Regions from separate parts of the Homo sapiens genome. Here region 2 is linked to region 1. A link is an interaction called in ENCODE POLR2A ChIA-PET data of the cell type or tissue named here. Cell type or tissue: HepG2. All regions are shown on one strand. Each heading gives the region's core, and the rest is flanking DNA. Links, peaks and the distances in the headings are about the cores only.

Region 1 (11,457 bases), core at 1,806-9,805:
AAAAATACATAAATTGGCCAGGCGTGGTGGCACATGCCTATAGTCCCAGCTACTGAGGAGGCTCAGGTGAGAGAATCCCTTGAGCCTGGGAAGTCGAGGCTGCAGTGAGCTATGATTGCACCACTGCACTCCAGCCTGGGCAATAGAGCAAGACCTCATCTCAAAAAAAAAAAGGAGGATGTTTGGTTCTTGTTTGCAAAAGACCATTCACTGCAGGGACAGGGACAGGGGCTTGGAGCCTGAGCCCCCCCTCAACCAGGCTTAGAGTGTGAGGGGCTGTGTCCACCTCTTCCTGGTCTCTGCCGCATCCAGCAAGCACAGGGCCAGGCATTTCTCAGCCCAGCATAGTCTGCACCACCCAATGCCTACAGATGAACCCACAGATTAATCATCCCGTGCCAAGTCCTGTGCTGGGCACTGGGATGCAAAATCTCTGGTGGGGACCACAGAAAAGAAATAGCACAGGGATAAGATGGCAGCAAATAGCAATAAAGGCCCCACTGTCAGAGGCATGTGAACCAGAGCAACTCCATCTTGAATGGGGCTGGGTAAAATCAGGCTGAAACCTACCGGGCTGCGTTCCCAGATGGTTAAGGCATTCTAAGTCGCACAGGATGAGACTGGAGGTCGGCACAAGGCACAGGTCATAAAGACCTTGCTGATAAAACAGGTTGCTATAAAGAAGCTGGTTAAAACCCAACAAAACTAAGATAGTGATGAGAGTAACCTCTGGTCGTCCTCACTGCTACACTCCCACCAGCGCCACGACAGTTCACAGATGCCATGGCAACGCCAGGAAGTTGCCCTATATAACCTAAAAAGGGGAGGCATGAACTGCCGGGAGCAGGGCCAGCAGTTGGGAAAGTCCGGGCGGCCCTCCGTCTCAGGCTGGGAAGGCCCTTGTTTAGCATATCATCAAGAAATAACCATTAAAGTGGGCAACAAGCAGCCCTGGCTGCTATGTCTATGGAGTAACCACCCTTTTTTATTTGATGGAGTCTCACTCTGTCGCCAGGTTGGAGTACAGTGGGGAGATCTCGGCTCACTGCAACCTCCGCCTCCCAGGTTCATGTGATTCTCCTGCCTCAGTCTCCCGAGTAGCTGGGACTACAGGCACTGGCCACCACACCTGGCTAATTTTTTGTATTTTTAGTAGAGACAGGGTTTTACCAGGCTGGTCTCGAACTCCTGACCTCAGGTGATCCACCCGCCTCGGCCTTTTGCCCAAGATCCAAGAACCCTCTCTTGGGGTCTGGATCGGGATCCATGGTGGGATCGGGATCCCACCATGATAACTGAACCAAAGAACAAGATCTGGGGTGAAGGGATGGGAGATGCTGTGAGACCAAGTGGTCAGGGACGGTGTCTCTGAGAAGGTGACGGTTAGGCTGAGACCTGAAAGCTGAGAAGGAGCCAGTCACTCCAAGGACAGGGGGCGGAGTGGCTCCTGGCTGAGAGAACAGCATGTGCCAGGGCCCTGTGTCAATGCCTGCTCCTGGTGGGGTACTGGGGAATAAAAAGTCACATCAGTCCCTGCCTCTCCTCAAAGACAGGTGACCCACAGCGCTTCACATATCATTGCCCAGGACCAGCAACAATAGGCCTGGCCATTAGCAAGGGGATGAACAGACAGGGAAATACTACTGAACAATGGCAGGGGAGGGCTACGGAGACAGGCCTGGACAGGGACAGGTCCCAAATAGTACGCTGGGCAGAAACCAGGAGAGGCAGAGTGCGTGCTCTGATTTCAGTTGGGTGAAAAGGCAAAACTGTCGGTGGTGATGGAGGTCAGGCTGGCGGTTCCCTCTGGAGGGATGGAAGCCATCGGCTGTCTTGCCAACAAACATGTAAGAAATTGTGGGTTATACGTTGAAGATCAGGGCATTTTACCAAACGTAAAATATACATCAAGAAAGTACTAAAAAGAAAAAGTACTAAAAATAAGAGAAGATACTATGTGGCCTACAAGGAAAGAAAGAATCCCCCTCCCCACAGCCCACCTCCTTCAAACCAGGAATCTCCTGGCAAGCTTTGTTCCGAGGTCAGCTTCGGGGCAGAAAACAACAGTCCCCGCTCCCTTCCAGAAAAACAACCCAAACCCCATCCCCCATCATCTACAGAGGATGGGGCTGGGGCCTTCCCCCTTCTCTTCTCCTCCCGGCTCCTTCCTCCTCCCTCCTAAGGCCCAAGGTCCAGAAGGGGGTCCCAGGGTGGGGACAGGGTGGTCCAGGAGCAGGTCTAGCAGTTGGGAAAGTCCGGGCAGCCCTCAGTGTCAGTCTGGGAAGGCCTGGGCCTCGCCCGCAGCTGGGCTGTATGTAACCCGAGCCTCTGGCTAAGCGGATTTCTCCCAGGGCAGGACCCCCTCCGGTTCTGGAATGCAGCCTGGGGCGGGAGGTGGAACTGAAGAGGGGGTAACAAAGGGTGACACCGCTTTGAAACTCCGCTTCCTGCCCCCCACCAGCCTCCAGCCTGAACAAACACGCCCTCTCCTCGCTGGGCCTTTGTTGGGAGAGGTGGGGCTGGCCCAGGGCTGCGGTGGCAGCTTCCGCCCCTGCCAGGGCAACCCCAGCCAGGCTGGGGTCAGGGCTTCCACCCTCACCCCCACCACCCATCCTCCAGGCCCAGAAGCCCGAAGCCCACCTCCCACTCCCCTCTCCCCTTGGTTTCTCGAGGGTTCCTACTTGAGTGGGGGCGCCAGTGCTAGGCCCACCCGGTCAGGATCCAGATTGGCCCCCCATGCTGGGGACCTGGCTGTCAGGGGGGTCGTAACACCTTCCAAAGAGACACCCTGTCCCCACATCCCCACCATGGTGGTCCCCGCCTCACCCCTGTCCGCTGGGGCTCAGTCTAGCTTTTTCCCTGTCTGTCTCCTTCTTACCCTGCACACCCTGAAAACTCATCTCCATCCAACTCTGCCTCACTCTCCTCTCCCACCCCACCATTCCCACGTGCATACCGGGGCCCCAGCACACAAGATCCCCAAGCCCAGGCTATCCCGTCCCAGTGCCAGGACAAGACCACCAGCCCGGGTCCTCGGAGCCTCCCTCTCCCCGACGCCCCCTGGGACCCTCCCCTTGGCTGCTCACTCCCCTGGGGACTGTCCTCTGGCCATCCTGCTCCAGCCTCCACTGCGGGGACCCTCAGTCCCCTCCTCAGCCACCAGGCCACAAACCCTGCAGGACAGCCAGGCGCAGCGGATGGGGTGGCCTGGCGGCCAGGCCACTGGAGGCAGTCCCCAGGGAGCCCCGGCGAAAGGGAAGCAAGGATAGAAGTCATCTCGATGGCAACAGCCCTGAGGAAAAGGGGGTGCCGCCAAAGGTGAGCCAGGCTGGAGTGGGCTGGGAGCCTGCCAAGGACCCTGACGGCACCAAACCAGTGGGATATGGGCCAGTTGCACGGACCCTGCGGGGCTCCTCGGGACGTCTCCCCTCCACCAGCTGTGCTGATTTCACCCACACTGCCCGGGGGTCTCCCCTGGGCTCCCTAGCACTCCTGTGCCATCCCTGCCATGCACAGACCACTTTGAGCTGTCCTTGTCTCCATTGCCCCGCCCCCCTCCCCTGCCCATCTGGACTCCAGGGCCCTGCTAATCGCCAGGCACAGGGTGAGGGAAGGAAGGAAGGGAGGGAGGGAGGGAGGGAGGGAGGGACAGAGGGAGGAATGCTCCACCAACTACTCAGGTGCAGGCTGCCCCGACCTTGCAGGTCACGCCCACCCTCCGGGGAGGAACTGGCCCCAGCCTGGTGCTGGTCATTAACTCAATGCCTGGACTCGCCTGGTTAATGAATAATTAAGCTGGACAGAGTCTGACCTCGGGATGACCTTGAGCTGCCCGCTGCAATGTCCTCCCCCAGTTGGATATGTGACCCATTCAGAGCGACCCTGCTCTTCTTCCTCCCTATTGGTAGGTTCTGAATCCTGGGGAAGGACCAGACAGGAGAAGTCCTGACCCCAACTCCCGAGGGCCCCGGCCAGCCCAGGAGGCCACCACTCCAGCACACAGGGCATGAGGGACTCCTTTCTCTCCACACTCCTTGCACGTGGGCTTCCAGCGCTGAGCGACGCTAGGTCCAGCTCTTCCCCTACCCACAGCCACCCCACCCCTGAGTTTCAGTTTCTCCATCAGTCACCCAAGGAGGATGGGCTCAGCATGACTGTGATTCCCTCCATGTGGCTGTGGAAATGGGTGAGCATGTGGCAGTTGGAGCCAGATGCCTTGGAGACCACTTTGTCATGCATAAAACAGAACTTCAGAGCCGTAACCAGCTAGAAAGAAGCCCACAGCAAGCTGGGGGGACTGGGAGGAGGATAGGGTCTGCTGACCCACAGTCCTGGCCTGTCTCCCCTTTATGCTAACCCTCCCTGTTGGGCTTTGTCCATTATTCAATTCAATTCATTCATTCATTCATTCAGCAGCTATGTTAGGCAGGCCTCTGCATGAGCGGCCAGGGTGAACCAGGCAGGGTCTTGCCCTTGGGGAGGCCCAATCCAAGGGACGGAACCATCCAGAGCACTCAGCGCAGGTTTGCAGAGGACAGAGGCCCCCTCCCCTACCTGAGAGGTCAGAGGGCACCTGCAGCAGGGCCTCTCCCATGCTGAGCCTCAAGGAAGGGAAGAGAAGAGGGAGGCAGGAGCTCCTGGAGGAGCAACCGCAAGAGCAAAGGACTTGCAGAGAGAATGTTCCATTGGGAAAATTCCTAGCAGTTCGGTTTGCTTGGCTGTCTTGAGACACAATGAGCCACAGATAAGAGTTTTAAAAAAAGACTATAAGGAGCAAAAGGTTTGAAGCCGGGGTTTGAACCTGGGGAGAGTCTTGGTCAGATCTATTAAGTAATTGCGGTTTTTGCAATTCCTTTTTTTTTTTTTTTTTTGAGACAGAGTCACTCTGTCGCCTAGGCTGGAGTGCAGTGGCGTGATCTCAGCTCACTGCAGCTGTCGTCTCCTGGGTTCAAGCGACTCTCCTGCCTCAGCCCTGCCCCCCCACCCCCCCAGGAGCTGGGATTACAGGCGTGTGCCACCATGCCCAGCTAATTTTTGTATTTTTAGTGGAGACCAGGTTTCACTATGTTGGCCAGGTGGGTCTCGAACTCCTGACCTCAAGTGATCCAACTGTCTTAGCCTCCCAAAGTGCTGCGATTACAGGCATGAGCCGCTGTGCCTGGCCTACAATTACTTTTAATTGCAAAAACCACAGTTACTTTTGCACCAACCTAATACACTCTGGAAAGACGGCCCTGGCTGCTGCTGCGTGGAAAATGGCTTGAATGGAGCAAAGCCGCAGCCCTGGGTAGCTATAAGGGATCACCCGGGCAGAGGGAATGGGGTCTGGATCAGTGGCAAGAGGTGGGAGAAAAGTTGACATATTCCAGCATTATTGGTGATTGACTTTCTTTTACTTTTACTTTTTTTTTTTTTTTTTTTTTGAGACGGAGTTTTGCTCTTGTTGCCCAGGCTGGAGTGCAATGGTGCAATCTCGGCTCACTGCAACCTCCGCCTCCCAGGCTCAAGCAATTCTGCCTCAGCCTCCCGAGTAGCTGGGATTACAGGCATGCGCCACCACACCCAGCTGATTTTGTATTTCTAGTAGAGTCGGGGTTTCTCCATGTTGGTCAGCCTGGTCTCAAACTCCCTGAGAGGGAAGCATGAAGGAGAAGCAGGTGGGGAAGACTGGGGTGGAGGGAACCTGGGTGGCCCACAGGGACACCTAGGGGAGGTGTTCAAGGGCAGCAGACGTGATGGTTCTGGCGTTCGGAAGGTGATTAGACCGGAGATGGAAGTCTAGGAAGCCATGAGTGTGATGGACACTGCCCGGGAGAGCTGAGGGCCAGAACATACCGTCAGTTACTCGAGAGGTGAAGCAACAAGCGCCACGTGGGCGGCCTCATGAGTGACCTGCAGAGAGCCAGCAGGGAAACCGAAGGATACGTGTCAGAGATTGGGTTAGAGTGACAAGGCCATTGCTTAAAGGTCAAGTCTGGTGAGGCTGGTCTGGGTTCCCCCAGCTGGGGCTGGCACCAGGGCGGAACTGTCACAGGATATTGTATGGAAAGTGGTAGGCATGAGGAGTTCTGGGAGGGGTGGGATCTGTGGGGACAGAGGGTTCTGGAAGAGGGGGGTGAGCTTAAAGTGCTTCTGAGGACAGTGAGGGCTAGGTGGCCAGGGGCAGTGTGGAGCTAGGGATATCTGACCTTCAGACCTCAGAATGGGGCCGAGGAGGCAGTGATCAGGTCAGGGTGTCTGTGGTACAGGGGGCACAGTGGAGGTCCCTGAGGATGATGGGGTGCAGGAAGGGAGAGGCCAGCGTGTCGGCCAGGGTGTCTTTCTGGGTACCCAGAAGGGACACTCTGAGTGGGGAGAGAGGACTCTGGGTGACCCCAGGTCTTTAGAGGATGAGGGGTCACACCAGAAGGTGAGTAGCTGATCCCCGGTGCAGGGGTGACAGGAACACAGAGAGAGGGTGTTCGGGGTTGGGGTAAAGTGTTCTGAATTACTGAGATATCGCCCGCAAGCTGATTTTCTGCACCGGGGGCTACATCGCTGTCAGCCAGGATGCAGCCCAAGGACGGACATGCTTGTGTGTCTGGCTTGCCTGGGCAGCTCCAGTTGCGGAAGAGGAGAGCCCTGGCCCACCCCCGGCCTGCACTTTGAAGCCAGGGCTGTGAGATGGAGAAAAACTCGAGAGAAGCCAGGATCCACAGCCGGCCACTGGAGCACGGCACCTTTAGAAAAGAGGCCCAGGCGCAGCTGCGACGAGCGCACGCAGTGGACACAGGAGCGCAGCACGGCTCAGTAACCTCAGAGGCGCTTGAGAGGCTCCCTTGGCAAGGGCCCCAGGAGATCTCAGCCTGCTCGAGGCTGCGGCAGGCTCCCGCCCCTACCAGCCCTGCAGGCCTGCGGGAAGCAGGAGGAAGCCATTTTCCTGAACCCCAGCTGGGCAGTGGGAAGGCAGGGGTGAGGGGCAGCTGGGTGGCGCTGGATGGCTTCTGCCTCCCTCAGCATCCCCCATCAGGCAACCAGCAGCCGAGCTCCACCCCATTCTCTCTGTCCTCCAGCAAACCCGGAAAAGCACGCTCCTCCCCATGGCAGGCAGTGTGCTGTGACCCCTAATGAGTGTGCCCTTGCACACACCCAGGGCACCTCTCAGAATGTGCACAGAGGCACAAGCACCCACAGAAATGTTCGTGCACTCAGGGGAAGATACCCACACAGACACACGTGTGTGAAGGGGAATGACACAGATGCATATGCAAAGAAACCACAAAGGTGTGCACAGAGATTGTGCATGGCACTATGCATGCAACTGCACATTAAACGTACAGATGTACATACAGCCATTACATACGCACCCGTGCAACTCCCGCAGCCACAAAGATGCCCGTTCCATGTGCTTATAAACATTCACAGAAATTTTCACCCGCTCGCAAATGTGCACTGAAAACCAAGTACAAATGGATAGACATGGGCACATGTAAGATGCACATACAAATGTCCACAAAGATGCACATATACGTAAATGCTCACATGCACGCGAACATATTCATGATTGTGCATGCATGGAGCTATTCGTGTTTCTACATCTGTCCATGCAGTCAGCATTACACAGACACAGCGAAGGAATGCAGGGAACTTTATCCCCCAATACGGCTCCCTGGTATCATGAGTGTTTAGAATTAAAGACCCTTAGAGATCAATAGATGCTAGAAGAGACTTTTCCCCTCCCTGCTTAAGGACCAGACAGATCCACTGAGGAGAACAATTGTCCCCCCGCCCACCCAGCTCCTGTCTCTCAATCTTCCACCTCTTCCAAAGCACAGGCTGAGGTTCCCTTATCTGCCTAGAGTCCGGACCTACCAAAGAAGAAGACAAAGACCTCTGGGCCCTTCTCTGAGTTTTCAGTAACTAAACCCATATCACAGGAAGGAAGACAAAGTCGGTCAACGAATCTGGACAGACTTTTGTCACAAATGATTGTCTGCTCTGCAGGCTGAATAGACTTACCATTGGATGTTCTTTGAGCCCATCGAATTCCCCAAAAATTCGGGTTTTTTTGTTTTTTTTTTTTTTTTTGAGACAGTCTTGCTCTGTCTCCCAGGCTGGAGTGCAGTGGCACGATCTCAGCTCACTGCGACCTCTGCCTCCTGGGTTCAAGCGATTCTCCTGCCTCAACCTCCTGAGTAAGTGGGACTACAGGCACGTGCTACCATGCCTGGCTAATTTTTTGTATTTTTAGTAGAGATGGGGTTTCACTGTGTTAGCCAGGATGGTCTTGATCTCCTTACCTTGTGATCCACCCACCTCGGTCTCCCAAAGTACTGGGATTACAGGCGTGAGCCACCGTGCCAGACCCTAAAAATCATTTACTATCCCCTTAAAGTCACCCATGCTTCCCGATATCCCTTTCCCCTAAGAAGTAGGGTATGCAAGCATCTGTATCCCACTGGGATATGGGGCAGTCACTCTGACTCTCCCCATGTGCAATGGAATAATAAATTTATATCCTTTTTTTGTATCAATCTAACTTTTTTTTTTTGAGACGGAGTCTCGCTCTGTTACCCAGGCTGGAGTGCAATGGGGCGATCTTGGCTCACTGCAACCTCCGCCTCCTGGGTTCAAGCGGTTCTCCTGCCTCAGGCTCTTGAATAGCTGGGATTACAGGCGTGCATCACCACACTCGTCTAATTTTTGTATTTCTAGTAGAGGTGGGGTTTCACCATATTGGTCAGACTGGTCTTGAACTCCTGACCTCGTGATCCGCCCACCTCGGCCTCCCAAAGTGCTAGGATTACAGGTGTGAGCCACCGCGCCCGGCCTAATCTGACTTTTTGTGAGGTGATTTTTCAGCAAACCTTCAAGGGTGAAGGAGAAGCTTTCCCTTCACCCTTACAACAGTCGTGTCCATTATGGTCACAATGCACATACACTTATATACATACGGAGACGTGTGTGCAACGTGTCCTCATGCTTAGAAAAGCCTAACTAGGCCAGGCACGGTGGCTCACGTCTGTAATCCCAGCACTTTGGGAGGCTGAGGCGGGCGGATCACAAGGTCAGGAGTTCAAGACCAGCCTGGGCAACATAGTGAGACCCCATTTCTTAAAAAAAAAAATATATATATATATATATAAAAGTTAGCCAGGCATGGTGGCACACACCTGTCGTCCCAGCCACTCGGGAGGTTGAATGGGAGGATCCCTTGAGCCGGGCAGATGGAGGTTGCAGTGAGCCGTGATCCAGTCTAGGCAACAGAGATCCTGTCTCAAAAAAAAAAAAGGCTAACGAAAGGTGCACACACGCATTCCTCCAGATACTCACCCAGATATACATGTGTCGCCTTCACTGAAAACTATGAGGGCCAGGGCCATGACCCCCCTAGCTCACAGCTGCGTGTCTGATCCCTGGTACAGAGGTTTGCTAGGCAGAGTACCGGGAATAGTCTAGGAAAAGCCTCAGGGGCAGGAGTATGAGAGGTGAGTGTGAGGAGTGGCCAGGTGTCCCATGTGGCTGGAAATGAGACACAGTTCGGGGGGCAGGGGAGGAAGGGAAAAACAGGACTGAGGATGGGCCTGGTTGGCCATGGCTTTGAGTGTCATGCTAGGGAATGGGTATTCAGGGCCCAGCAGCTCCGTGAAGTTCATCTTCCTCCTACTCTCCTCTTCCTCCTCTCCTTCCCTCCCTGCACTCCTCTGCTCACCCCCATGTGTCATGATGGCAGATGGGATGTCAGATATTGATGAAGGGGGCAAACACAGGGCAGGAGGGAGGTGGGTGCCATGGAAAACACGTGGCTTTGTGGCCTTGTAGCCAGGTAGGCAGGTCTTGTTTGAAATCCTGGCTCTATCTCCACACTGGAAGACCTGGCTGAGTCACTGATTTTCTGTGTGCCTCAGTGTTCCTAGGGCCAGGGAGAAGACCAGATGGTTTTGTGTTTTTTTTGCTGTTGTTATTGTTTTTGAGATGGACTTTCGCTCATCGCCCAAGCTGGAGTGCAGTGGCGCAATCTCAACTCACTGCAACCTCTGCCTCCCAGGTTCAAGGAGTCTCCTGCCTCAGCCTCCCAAGTAGCTGGGATTACAAGCATGCGCCATCATGCCTGGCTAATTTTTTGTATTTTTAGTAGAGGCAGAGTTTCACCATGTGGGCCAGGCTGGTCTTGAACTGACCACATGTGATCTGCCCACCTCAGCCTCCCAAAGTGCTGGGATTACAGGCGTGAACCACCACACCCGTCAACCAGATGGTTGGTATTTTTTGTTGTTTGTTTGTTTTTAAGACAGAGTCTCACTCTATCACCCATGCTGGAGTGCAGTGTTGTGATCTCAGCTCACTGCAACCCCTGCCTCCCGGGTTCAAGCGACTCTCCTTCCTCAGCCTCCCGAGTAGCTGAGATTACAGGTGCCCACCACCACACCCAGCATATTTTTTGTATTTTTAGTAGAGACGGGGTTTCACCATGTTGGCCAGGCTGGTCTCAAACTCCTGACCTCAAGTGATCTGTCCCCCTCAGCCTCCCAAAGTGTTGGGATGACAGGCGTGAGCCACTGCACCCGGCCAACCAGATGGTTTTGATCCTGCGATGCCATGGCTAATTCTCTCTCAGTGGCCCCTGTCAGCAGGTGCATTCTATAGTCACAGGAATCCCAGAAACCAGCCAGGTGTGCTCTTCAGACCTGGGGGAGCTGGAGACAGAGCCCTCTCCAGCGGGTACATGCCTGGGCTCCTTCGGGACCCACTGCAGTCAGGTGAGGGCTCAGTTCCCCCAGGGCCTCACTCTTGTCTTCTGCCAAAGGGGATGTTTGCGCCTACCTCACAGGCTGCGGTCAGCCACCAGCAGCTCAGAGAAGTGGCATTTTTTTTTTGAGACGGAGTCTTGCTCTGTCGCCCAGGCTGGAGTGCAGTGGCGCGATCTCAGCTCATCACAACCTCCGCCTCCTGGGTTCAAGCGATTCTCCTGCCTCAGCCTCCTGAGTAGCTAGGATTACAGGCGTGTGCCACCAGGCCCGGCTAATTTTTATATTTTCAGTAGAGATGGGGTTTCACCTTGTTGGTCAGGCTGGTCTCGAACTCCTGATCTCATGTGATCCGCCCGCCTCAGCCTCCCAAAGTGCTGAGATTACAGGCATGAACCACTGCACCCAGCCCCCAGTGGCACTTTTTGTTGAAGTGTGACACATACACAGAAATGCATCCCAGGTGTTCAGTTCTGTGAATCTTTACAAAGTGAACTCATCTGTAATAACCATGTCCCAATCAAGAATAGAATATAGTGTGGTCCCCAGAAGCCAGGGGAGGACCAATTTTTACAGGACATAAGGCAGCCCCAGTCCCAACAGGCCAGCTTGTCCCTCTGTCATTTTCTGTGTCCCCTTGCAGCGAGCAAGGGGAGTCCAGAGGGGAAGAGGCAGGAACAGTGACCCCCAGCACTGGCCTCCAGCCCTCCCGCCCTGCCTCTCCTCACCA
Region 2 (11,457 bases), core at 2,370-10,369, 110 kb before region 1:
CTGTCCTTCTGAGACCTGGGTGGCCTGGGGGGAGAAGCGCCCACCCCCCAACCCCGTCCGCACCACCACTTTCCCATCCAGCCCCACCCTCAGCCTCCTTAATACAGGCTCACCTGGGGCCTCAGTGCCCAGTCCTCCCAGCGCCCGCCCCAGCTGCACTTGAGTCCTGGATCTATCATCAGCCCTTGCTGTGGGAAGTGGCTTTAACCTCCCTGGGCCTCAGTTTCTCTATCTGTAAAATGAGGAGCATAATAAAAAGAACATAAGGTTTTTCTGCCCCCTGCCCACCCCTGCTGAAACAAACAAGCAGACAAGAAATTCATAACCCCCCAGAGGCACTTAGAGCCTGGGAGATTCAGCCGCAAAGGAGTGATCACAGGGTCACAGGGTCCTGGGATGCACAAGGCTCCTTCTCTCCCTTTCCTCCAGGAGGAGTTGGATTTACTTCTGTAAACCCCTGCCCTCCCTTGACCCTGTGCACTCTGGGGAGCACCTAGATTTGCAGGCACGGTGGAGGCAGAGCTGAGCTGAAAGGTGGGGTGTGGGCTCCCCCAGAGCAAGCTCTTCCGGCACCCTGGTGGGATGTGCAGCTGCATTGCTGGCTCAAGACGCCCCCACACCCAACTAGGATCTTTTTTTTTTGAGACGGAGTTTCTCCCAGGCTGAAGTGCAATTGGCGCGATCTCAACTCACCGCAACCTCCGCCTCCCAGGTTCAAGCGATTCTCCTGCCTCAGCTTTCCATGTACCTGGGATTACAGACATGCACCACCATGCCTGGCTAATTTTTGTATTTTTAGTTAAGACAGGGTTTTGCCGTGTTGGCCAGGCTGGTCTCGAACTCCTGACCTCAGGTAATCCACCTGCCTCGGCCTCCCAAAGTGCTGGGATTACAGGCGTGAGCCACCGCGCCTGGCCTCAACTCAGATCTTTAACTCCACTACCATTTGTGAGTGTTCCGCGTGGGCTACATCCTAGGCCAAGGATTTTCTCACCCTGGCCTCAAGAAGATGGAACGGGGCAAGACCTGAGAAGCATGTAGACCTTCAGGATTTTCTCAGTCTGTCAGTTAATCTTGTTTATGATCGATGAGCAAGTCTCTCTCCCTCTCAAAGCCTCAGTTTTCTTACCTATAAAATGGGGCTACATGAGGAGTCAATGAGCTAAGGGTGTGAAGCTGCTGGCACAAAGCCCCACACACGTAAGCCTTAACCAGTGCCAGCCGGATGATAGATGGTGCCGTTGTGCCCAGCAATTCCTTCTCCTAAGCAGGTTATACCATCCTGTCCCCAGAACGTCCTTCCACGCCCTCTGACGAGGCTTGGCCATGTGACTTACTCTGGCCAGTGAAATGTGAGCAGAAGTGACCACACATCAGTGGCCAGCAGAAGCTTTAAAAGCTACACCTGTAGTCCTAGCTACTTGGGAAACTGAGGTGGGAGGATTACCTGAGTTCAGGAGTTCGAGGCTGCAGTGAGCTATGATTTTGCCACTGCACTCCAGCCTGGGTGACAGAGTAAGACCCTGTCTCAAAAAAAAAAAAAAAAAAAGGCTGGGCACAGTGGCTCACGCCTGTAATCCCAGCACTTTGGGAGGCCGAGGCAGGTGGATCACCTGAGGTCAGGAGTTCGACACCAGCCTGGTCAACATGATGAAACTCCGTCTCTACTAAAAATACAAAAAAAAAAAAAAATTAGCTGGGCGTGGTGGCCTGCGCCTGTAATTCCAGCCACTCAGGAGGCTGAAGCAGGAGAATCACTTGAACCCAGAAGGTGGAGGTTGCAGTGAGCCGAGATCGCACCATTGCACTCCAGCCTGGGCAACAAGAATGAAACTCTGTCTCAAAAAAAAAAAAAAAAAAAAAAAAGAGGCGATTTGACCCAGACATGTTCAGAGGGAAGATGACATGGAGACCCCGGGGAGAAATCAACCATCCATAAACCAACGTGGGAGGCCTGGAACAGATCCTTCCCTACGGCGCTCATGAGGAACCAACCTGCTGACACCTTGATCTTGGATTCCCAGCCTCCCAAACTGTGAAACAATGTGTTTCTGTGTTTCAGCCACCCAGGACTTTGTGACCACAGCCCTAGCAAACGAATACGCCGCATTTCACAGGGCCCTACAGACAGGAGATGGGATCTAAGGGAATTAACCTACTTGCAAGCAGAAATGAAAGGGAAAGAGAAAATCCAGAAATGTTGGATTTGCAGGATTGAAAAAGGCAACTATTCCTCATCTCGGTCCAATGAAAGAGCAACTAAGTGAGTGCTCCAGGCGCCCAGTGCCCAAAGGTCCATAGTCCGTGGGAGGATCCAGACACTGTCACGTGCAGGAGGCCACCTGTGCTGCAGGAGGCTGAGCTTGGGTGCTGTGCCCCCAGCTGGGAGAAGGCTGGGGTGGGCCAGGGAAGCTGTGCTTGGGCACGAACCACTTATCCCCGAGTTGGAAAAAGGTGCGATCCAATTCTCCACCCCATCCTGCCAGTTCATCACCCAGACAACCTAGAGTGAGCACCCAGGGCCATTTTTGGAAAATCCTGCTCTTTTGCATAATAAGTGGGCAAAACAGACACAGTCCCTGCCCCTCTGGCAGTTTGTCGCTTCTGCAAGACTCAAGTGCCAAATGACATTTTAGAAAAAATTTCTGACATATTTGTGCTTGGAACACACAATATGATCTTGGAGCAGATAAGAGTTTTAAATTTAACTTTGTCTGTCCCCAGAAATGTATTGTTTGAGAAGTCTAATTGTGAATTTTAAGCTTTCTTTCTTCTTCTTCTTCTTCCTTTTCTTTTCTTTTCTTTTTTTTTTTTTTTGAGACAGGGTCTTACTCTGTCACCCAGGCTGGAATGCAGTGACGATCCCAGCTCACTGCAGCCTTGACCTCCTGGGCTTAAGCAATCCTCCTTCCTCAGCCTCCTGAGTAGCTGGGACCACAGGCATGTGCCACCATGCCCAGCTAATTATGAATTTTAAACTTTCTGTGAAGACTCTTTAAAATGGATACTCTACAAATAGTCAATAAAGAATATTCTGGGCTTAAGAAAATAATAATAATAAAACTAAGAAACACTCTGTGTGATAGAGCCCAGTTAAGACTCAGTCTCAGGGTAAAGATCATACCAAGGGTGTGGCCATCACGCCCTTTGTTGAAACCTCAGAAAAGCTTGCAGGCCCACAGTTCTGTCTAGAAAGCCATGTCTAGAAGAAAGTTAGGTGTGTCTTTTTTTTTTTTTTTGAGACAGAGTTTCGCTCTGTCGCCCAGGCTGGAGTGCAATGGTGCGATCTCAGCTCACGGCAACCTCCGCCTCCCGGGTTCAAGTGATTCTCCTGCCTCAGCCTCCCGAGTAGCTGGGGTTACAGGCATGCGCCACCATGCCCGGCTAATTTTGTATTTTTAGTAGAGACAGGGTTTCTCCATGTTGGCCAGGCTGGTCCTGAACTCCCAACCTCAGGTGATCCTTCCACCTTGGCCTCCCAAAGTGCTGGAATTACAGGCGTGAGCCACCGCACCCGGCCTTGGGTGTATCTTTGGCAAAAAGAGCTGAGTGACAACAATTGGGCAAAAGTTACAAAGTTTTAAAGAGGGTGGCACTGTCCGCAGAGCTGTCAGCTGGATTAAAAGAGACTGTGACCGTCAACAACACAAAACCACTTCTGGGCGCCAACGGGGAAGCAGCCCGAGGAAGCTGCTCAGCCCCCAGGGAAACCCTCTTCTCCAGGGTCCTCATCCCGTGTGGTCAAGGAGGTTATAGAAAAGGAGGCCTCCCAGAGGACGGCCCAAGGGCAGGAGAACAGGGGAGTCGGGAGTAATTTCCAGAGAGCACCATGGGGCCTGGTCGAGGGGTTTCTTTCCCCAGGGCAGGTGGCACTTGCCGAATCCACCCAGCAGGACTCAGAACTCATGAGGACCAGCACTTGCTACTGCTCCACCCCTCTCCTTTCTTTTTTTTAAATTTTGTTTTTGTTGTTGTTGTTGCTTGTTTGTTTGTTTGACACGGAGTCTCACTCTGTCACCCAGGCTAGAGGGCAGTGGCACAGTCTCGGCTCACTGCAGCCTCTGCCTCCTGGGTTCAAGCGATTCTCCTGCCTCAGCCTCCTGAGTAGCTGGGATTACAGGTGCCCACCACCACGCCCAGCTAATTTTTGTATTTTTAGTAGAGATGGGGTTTCACCATGTTGGCCAGGCTGGTCTTGAACTCCTGACCTCAGGTGATCCACCCGCCTCAGCCTCCCAAAGTGCTGGGATTACAGGTGTGAACCACCACGCCCGGCCCTTTTTTAACTTTTAAGACAGAGTTTTGCTCTGTCGCCCAGGCTGGAATACAGTGGTGTGATGACAGTTCATTGCAGCTTCAACCTCCCAGCTCAGGTGATCCTCCTGCCTCAGCCTCCTGAGTAGCTGGGACTACAGGCATGAACCACCATGCCTGGCTAATTTTTGTATTGTTTTGTAGAGACGGGGTCTTGCTATGTTGCCCAGGCTGGTCTTAAACTCCTGGGCTCAAGCGACCCCCGCACCTTGGCCTCCCCAAATGCTGGGGTTACAGGTGTGAGCCACCACACCGCCTCTATTCTTCTCTTCTCTTCTCTCCTCTTCTCTTTCCTTCCTTCCTTCCTTCCTTCCTTCCTTCCTTCCTTCCTTCCTTCCTTCCTTCCTTCCTCCTTCCTTCCTTCCTTTCTCTTTTCTCTCTCTCTCTCTTTCTTTCTTTTTTCTTTGCTCTCACTGTATCACCCAGGCTGGAGTGCAGTGGTGCAATCTTGGCTCACTGCAGCCTCCACTTCCTGAGTTCAAGCAATTCTCATGCCTCAGCCTCCCAAGTAGCTGGGATTACAGGTGCATGCAACCATGCCTGGCTAATTTTTGTATTTTTAGTAGAGATGGGTTTCGCCATGTTGTCCAGGCTGGTCTTGAACTCCTGGCCTCAAGTGATCCGCCCACCTCAGCCTCCCAAAGTGCTGGGACTACAGGCGTGAGCCATTGCGCCCAGTCTTGTTCTTCTCCTTTCCAACGGAGAGCGTTTGTGGGTCATCCTATTCCACCATTGTATGTTGAGTGTATTACTTTGCCGGGGCCACCATAACGAGATACCACATACTGGGTGTCTTGAATAATAAAAATGTATTTTCTCACAGCTTTGGGGGCTGGAAGTCCAAGATCAAGGTGCCAGCAGGGCTGGTTTCTTCCAAGGCCCTCCCTCCCTGGCTCGCCTGTGTCCTCAGGTGGCCTCCTGCCTGTGCACACCTGCCTGACGCCTCAGTCTGTGAGTCCACATTTCCTTCTTATAAGGACACTAGACACATTGGATTAAGGCCCACCCTGACGACTTCATTTTAATTGAATTGCCACTTTAAAGATTTTATCTCCAGCCAGGCACAGTGGCCCACGCCTGTAATCCCAGCACTTTGGGAGGCCAAGGAAGGCAGATCCTTTGAGGTCAGAAGTTCCAGACCAGCCTGGCCAACATGGTGAAACCCCCTCTCCACTAAAAATACAAAAAAACTAGCCCACGCTAAAAAATTACAAAAAATTTGAAGATCATTTGAGGTCAGAAGTTCAAGACCAACCTGGCCAACATGGTGAAACCCGGTCTCTACTAAAATACAAAAATAGTAGTCCAAGCTAAAAAATTAGCATGCAACACCACGCCTCTCATCCCAGCTACTCGGGAGGCTGAGGCACAAGAATCTCTTGAACCCGGGAAACAGAGGTTGCAGCAAGCTGAGATCGCATCACCGCACTCCAGCCTGAGCAACGACAGAGTGAGACTCTGTCTCAAAAAAAAAAAAAAAAAAAGATATTATCTCCAAATACATTACTTTGTAAAGTACTGAAGGTGGGGGCTTCAACATATGAATTTGGGTGGGGAGACAATTCAACTCATAACAGTGTGTGAGATCAGAAAATTCCTCCTGCTCCCCCCGCCACCCCATTTACAGGTCTCCTATAGAGAGAAGCGTTGACTGGGGACACTCGCTGCTTGCGTTTTGCTGGTAGCTGGGCTGGAAGGTCCACAAAGGTTCACTTCATGTGAGTGGCACCTCAGGGCTCTTCCACAGGCCCTTCTCTCCATGCAGCTCTCTTGGGCTTCCTCACAGCATGGCGGGGTTTTTCACGGTGGCTGGCTTCCAAGAGGAAGCACTTCAAGCTGGGTGAGAGCAGATGCCTCAAATCTCTGCAGCCTCAGCCTCGGAAGTCACACAGCGTCGCTTCTGCTGCATCCTGTTGATGAAAGCCAGTCCTGGAGTCAGCCCAGATCCAAGGGGAGGAGGAAAAGACTCCAGGTCTTGCTGAGAGTAATGACTAAGAATCTGCAGCCATCTCCAATCCACCACGCCCATGCAAGAGACGGGAGTGATATTTGCAACCAAGATGGTGAACGGCAGCAGATTGGTCACTGTTTCCAGTTATTCACCATCCCCTCAGTGAGAGGATTATCCATCCTGCCCCATTGCTACGTGACATGCAGAGCATCCAGTGCTGGGTACACTTCCCCTCCCCACCAAATCATGTTTGGCCACGTGACTTGCGTTAGCCAGTGAATCCGGAGCCCAAGTCCTAGCAGGCCATTCAAAAGAGAAGCTTCAAGAGCCATCACGTGGGTTGGCCAGCCTGCCTGCACTTTTCCCTTTAAACAGAGCTGCGTTTTCTAGAGAGAGGCCTCACACAAGCCTCCCTGTTCCACAGAATACAAATCCAATTGGTAAGTCTTCTATCCATCTTAAGAAACCTTTACATTTTTAAATCTCTCCATTCTCAAATATTCAAAGCCCTTAAATTCATTTATTTTTCTAGAAGTAACACCTGACAAGTTTGATATGTCAAGGCACCACCCGTTCCTTCTTAATCCACAGGAACTCATTGAGGGTAGGGAACCTGGGAGGTCACCACAGCCTGTAAATCCAAGCCTGGATGTAGTGAGTGTCTGGGGTGGCCAGGCTTTCTGCAGGTATGTGCACATTGAAGGCCAAATCTCAGCTTTGAACTGAGTCCCGAGCTTAGGACTCCTCCTGACTCTCTTCTGGGAACACTGTGGCTCAGAGAGGTTAAGTGAGTTGCCCAAGGCCACTCAGGTAGTAAGTGGCAGGGCCAAGACTGGACCCCAGGGCCATCTTGCTCCAAAGTTCCTAACCACTAGACTCTCCAGCTCTCACCCTGTACGTGGGCTATAGATATTTGGTTTTATTTTATTTTTTAATTTTATTTTGAGACAGGGTCTCTCTCTGTCATCCAGGCTGGAGTGCAGCGGCACAATCATGGCTCACTGCAGCCTCGACCTCCCTGGGCTCAGGTGATCCTCCTACCTCAGCCTCCCGAGTAGCTGGGACCACAGGTGCACGCTACCACATCCGGCTAATTTTTGCTTTTTTTTTTTTTTTTTTTTTTTGAGACGGAGTCTCGCTCTGTCGCCCAGGCTGGAGTGCAAAGGCACAATCTCAGCTCACTGCAAACTTTGCCTCCGGGGTTTAAGCTATTCTCCTGTCTCAGCCTCCTGAGTAGCTGGGATTACAGGCATGCACCACCACACTCAGCTAATTTTGTATTTTTAGTAGAGACAGAGTTTCTCCATATTGGTCAGGCTGGTCTCGAACTTCTGACCTCAGGTGATTTGCCCTCCTCAGCATCCCAAAGTGCTGGGATTACAGGCGTGAGCCACCGTGCCCAGCCATTTTTGCATTTTTTTTTTTTTTGTAGTAATGAGCTTTTGCCATCTTGCCTAGGCTGGTCTCAAACTGCTAGGCTTAATCGACCTGCCCACCTCAGCCTCCCAAATGCTGGGATTGCAGGCGTGAGCCATGGTGCTGGCCCTAGATATTTGTTAAGTGGATGAATAAACTACCCAGTAGTTCCTTTGGAAACCTGAAAGGTTTTGGATGCAGTGATAGAGGTGTTCCAATCTCAAGGATTGGCTAAAAGCTATAGGAACTTGGGGTGGGGTAGGATACACTGAATGGGGTCCACTCTCTCCCCAACAATTCCTCCTCTGCCCTCAGAGGAGAATCTGGTGTTTGTAATGCAGAATCTGGAGAATGTGTCAAAATGATAGTGACACTGACATTTACTGAGCGATTGCAATGCCCAGCCCCCAGCCTCAGAGCCCTCCCTAATTTTACTCCTTTACACTTTCTCAGGGATGTGGTGAGGTTACAGACCATCATTATTCCCATTTCACTAGTGAGAAAACTGAGGCACACAGTAGGCTGAATCCGTGCTTCCCAAACTATCTGTGATGAAGGAACTTCGAGAAAAAATGTTCCAATCTGTCAGGAATGATATTTTTATAATATACACAGTCACAATGGGATGTAGGCAGTGTCAAATTGCTATGAAAGTTGCTAAATGCTTATCCTCAGTTCTATAGTTAGCGTGTCGTGTCCACAAACAGTGTGTGGCCCAGCACTGATCCTCGGACCGCGCCTTGGGTAGCGCGGGGTCAAGTCACAGCGTGTGACTCGCGGGGCCAGGATTTGGACCCAGAGGGTCTCGCTCCAGAGCGTGGGCTCTGAACCACTCACCAGAGGGGCATGGATCATGAGGACGGGCGGGGAAGGGTCTGCCCACTGAACACATTACATAACAAATATTCGAGGGAGAAGGGGAGAATGCAGGCTGGTGTCAGGACTGTCAGGCAGCCTCCAGCATGCGCAAAACAACAGCCAGTCTAATGGAGAGAACCGGAGCAAGGAAACGGGCGCTGGTGAGAGCTGTTGCTGTGGGGTTTGAATTCGGCCCCTTTGAGGCTCTTCGGGAGTCACAAGGACATTCAGAAAGTTCGTTTAAATGACTTGTGACTGCTGGATTATCAGGTCCCAGGAGGCAGCGACTGAACTACATGGAAGCCCAGCTTTTATTTGGGTTACACGGGCACCAGTCTGGGTTTCCACACATCTCTCTCCACTCCCAAATAAGTTATTTATGCTTATTTTATCACTTTTTTTTTTTCTTGAGATGGAGTCTTGTTCTGTCACCCAGGCTGGAGTGCAGTGGTGCCATCTCAGCTCACTCCAACCTCCGCCTCCCGAGTTCAAACGATTCTCCTACCTCAGCCTCCTGGGTAGCTGGGATTACAGGCGCACGCCAACACATCCGGCTAATTTCTGTATTTTTAGTAGAGACAGGATTTCACCATGTTGGCCAGGATGGTCTCGAACTCCTGACCTCATGATCCGCCCACCTCGGCCTACCAAAGTACTGGGATTACAGGCATGAGCCACCGAATCTGGCCATTTTTTTTTCTTTTTTTTTTTGAGATAGGGTCTCACTCTGTCACCCAGGCAGGAGGCCAATGGCACAATCTCAGCTCACTGCAGCCTCGACTTCCCAAGCTCAGGCAATCCTCCCACCTCAGCCTCTTGAGTAGCTGTGACTACAGGCACACAACACCACGCCCAGCTAATTATTTTTGTATTTTTAGTAGAGACAAGTTCTCGCCTTGTTTTCCAGGTTGGTTTCGAACTCCTGGGCTCAAGTGATCCACCCGCCTCAGTCTCCCAAAGTGTTGGAATTACAGATGTGAGCCAATGTGCCCAGTCCCCTCCCAAAGAATTTAAAACACCACTAAATGGTTACCTCCTGAGGGTTCAGTGAATACTCCTTGGGTTAGTGAAGAATGAATACACAGATAAGTGATCAGCCATAAAGTCATCTTCCATGTCCACTGTGTGCAAGGCTCGAAGCAAATGTCAGATACAGAGGACCAGGAGGAGACCCAACCCCTCCAAATACCAAAGGGGGCCAACCAAAGAGGGTCATCGATAAGGGATGGGATTAACAGTGGTTGTATTAGGCCGGGTGCGATGGCTCATGTCTGTAATCCCAGCACTTTGGGAGGCCAAGGCGGGTGGATTGCCTGAGGCCAGGAGTTCGAGACCAGCCTGGCTAACATGGCAAAACCTCGTCTCTAATATAAAAAAAAAAAGAGTGAGTGGTTATATTTTCTTCATTGGATTCATCTATATTTTCTACAATATCTACAATAGGCATGCATTACTTATGTAATAACAATGAGATTCTTTTGGCAAAAATAAAACAGTTCCCACTTTAAGCCTGCCCCTAATTCAGCTGAAGAAAAGACGGTTGGCCCATTGAGGGTAAGGATACCACAGACAAAGGTGCTCAATAAATGTCTGGGTTACATTTTAGTCACGCACCAGGAGCAGAAAGGAGGAAGAGGCCTTTTTGAGAAGGGTTCCTTTTCTTTGTCTCTTTCTCTATCTCCTGCCCCTGCCGGTGCCGCCACCCCTAGTGTGGAAGCTCGCTGTGGACAAGGTCAGACTGCCTGGGGCTATTCCCTCCACTGGGGCAGGGTCTGTGACAGCCGCAGTTGCCCCAGGATGGCTGGGCAGGGTCGGCTCCTGCCTGGATGGCTGACGTCTCCTTCCAGTTCTTTGTTCAGTTTCCAGGGGGACCGGGGATGGGGAAAGGCAGGCAGCACAGCCCACGGACCTGCAGGGCCACAGCAGAGAGGCGCTGCTTCACGTCCCCCTGGGCCTCCGTGGCCCTGGCCCTGCACACAGCACGGCTGCCTCCTCCCTCCGACTTATTTCCGGTCACCTGGCTGGTGGGTCCCTCGGGGCAGAGCGCAGGGTCCCCAGCTTTGCTCCTCGCTCTCCTCCCAGCTCCTGCCTCTCCTCTTTCTGGCTGCCTCAGTGGCTGCTCAAGGTCAAGGAACAAACAGATAAACCCTTTCTCTGGAGCCGGCTTGGAGAGGACGCCTCCAGCTACAATCCAATTCTGAGTCAGGGCCAGGGCTCTCTCTTTCCTGTGAATGTGAAGACAGGAAGGAAATTTTCGCAGCCATAAAATCGGTAAAAATGTTTTGTAGGCAGAGAAGAGGCCAAGCAGTTGGCTTTGGTTTAAGGCACAAACAGCAAACGGGAACGGTCAGACCCAGGGAGGGAGGGCCTGGGGGGTAAACTCTAATATTCAGGCAGCCAGTGCAAGATTTTTTGTTGCCCCAGGGCCAGTCAGGTGTTGGACGTGGTGTGGAGGACACGGACTTGGTTCCCAGCTCACGGGGACGGGATGATGTGGGGGTCTGACCAGGCAGTTGAAGACTCGGGACTCTTCTAGGCTGTTAGCCAAGATGGCCCAGGGGCAGGAGCCAGGACTGTGGATTCAGAGACGCAGTGTGGACGGCAATGAACTGGATGGCTCTCATGTCTTAGAGGGATGAACCTGGAGCCCAGAGGAGTGGACATGGGCCAGCCTGGGAAGGGTCATTCAGGCTGTGGCGGGGATTTAGGACTTTATCCAGAGGGCAGCGGGAGGCATGACAATGGAGAGGGGGACGTGGCCCAGCTTATGTGTTAGAAAGACTCCTCTGACTGCACTGTGTGTGTGGCCTGGAGGCAGGAAGGGCAGAGAGAAGGCGGCTGCCATTCCCGCCGATGTAGGTGACCAGGCAGGGCGAGGATGGTGGAGAGTCCAGGTGTGCTGCGGGCAGAATCATTAG

The links. Peaks named below come from ENCODE experiments on the same cell type or tissue, not always from the same donor. Only the 100,000 strongest peaks of a DNase experiment are listed, where the experiment ranks them.
Region 2: POLR2A ChIA-PET joins it to region 1 with 5 read pairs; 4 of 35 experiments call an interaction of 5 or more read pairs at or near these places.

Annotation. Positions count from the first base shown.
Region 1 is chr9:129,555,186-129,566,642 of GRCh38, forward strand. No RefSeq gene overlaps it. Among named protein-coding and RNA genes, the nearest start is that of C9orf50, 60 kb to the right of the region's middle. RefSeq lists enhancers at 1-465, 1,113-1,760, 1,761-2,406, 3,055-3,700, 3,713-3,857 and a cis regulatory region at 3,778-3,791. In HepG2, for the core only: no CTCF peak of the experiment used is centred there; DNase peaks (open chromatin) are centred at 2,416, 3,776 and 5,886; H3K4me3 peaks cover 463 bases.
Region 2 is chr9:129,440,831-129,452,287 of GRCh38, forward strand. It overlaps LOC105376291 (a long non-coding RNA gene), which reads left to right. Exons shown (of 3, transcript NR_188645.1): 3 at 5,942-6,721. Among named protein-coding and RNA genes, the nearest start is that of LINC00963, 42 kb to the right of the region's middle. In HepG2, for the core only: a CTCF peak has its summit at 2,390 (motif pointing left); a DNase peak (open chromatin) is centred at 6,553; H3K4me3 peaks cover 47 bases; H3K27me3 peaks cover 1,092 bases.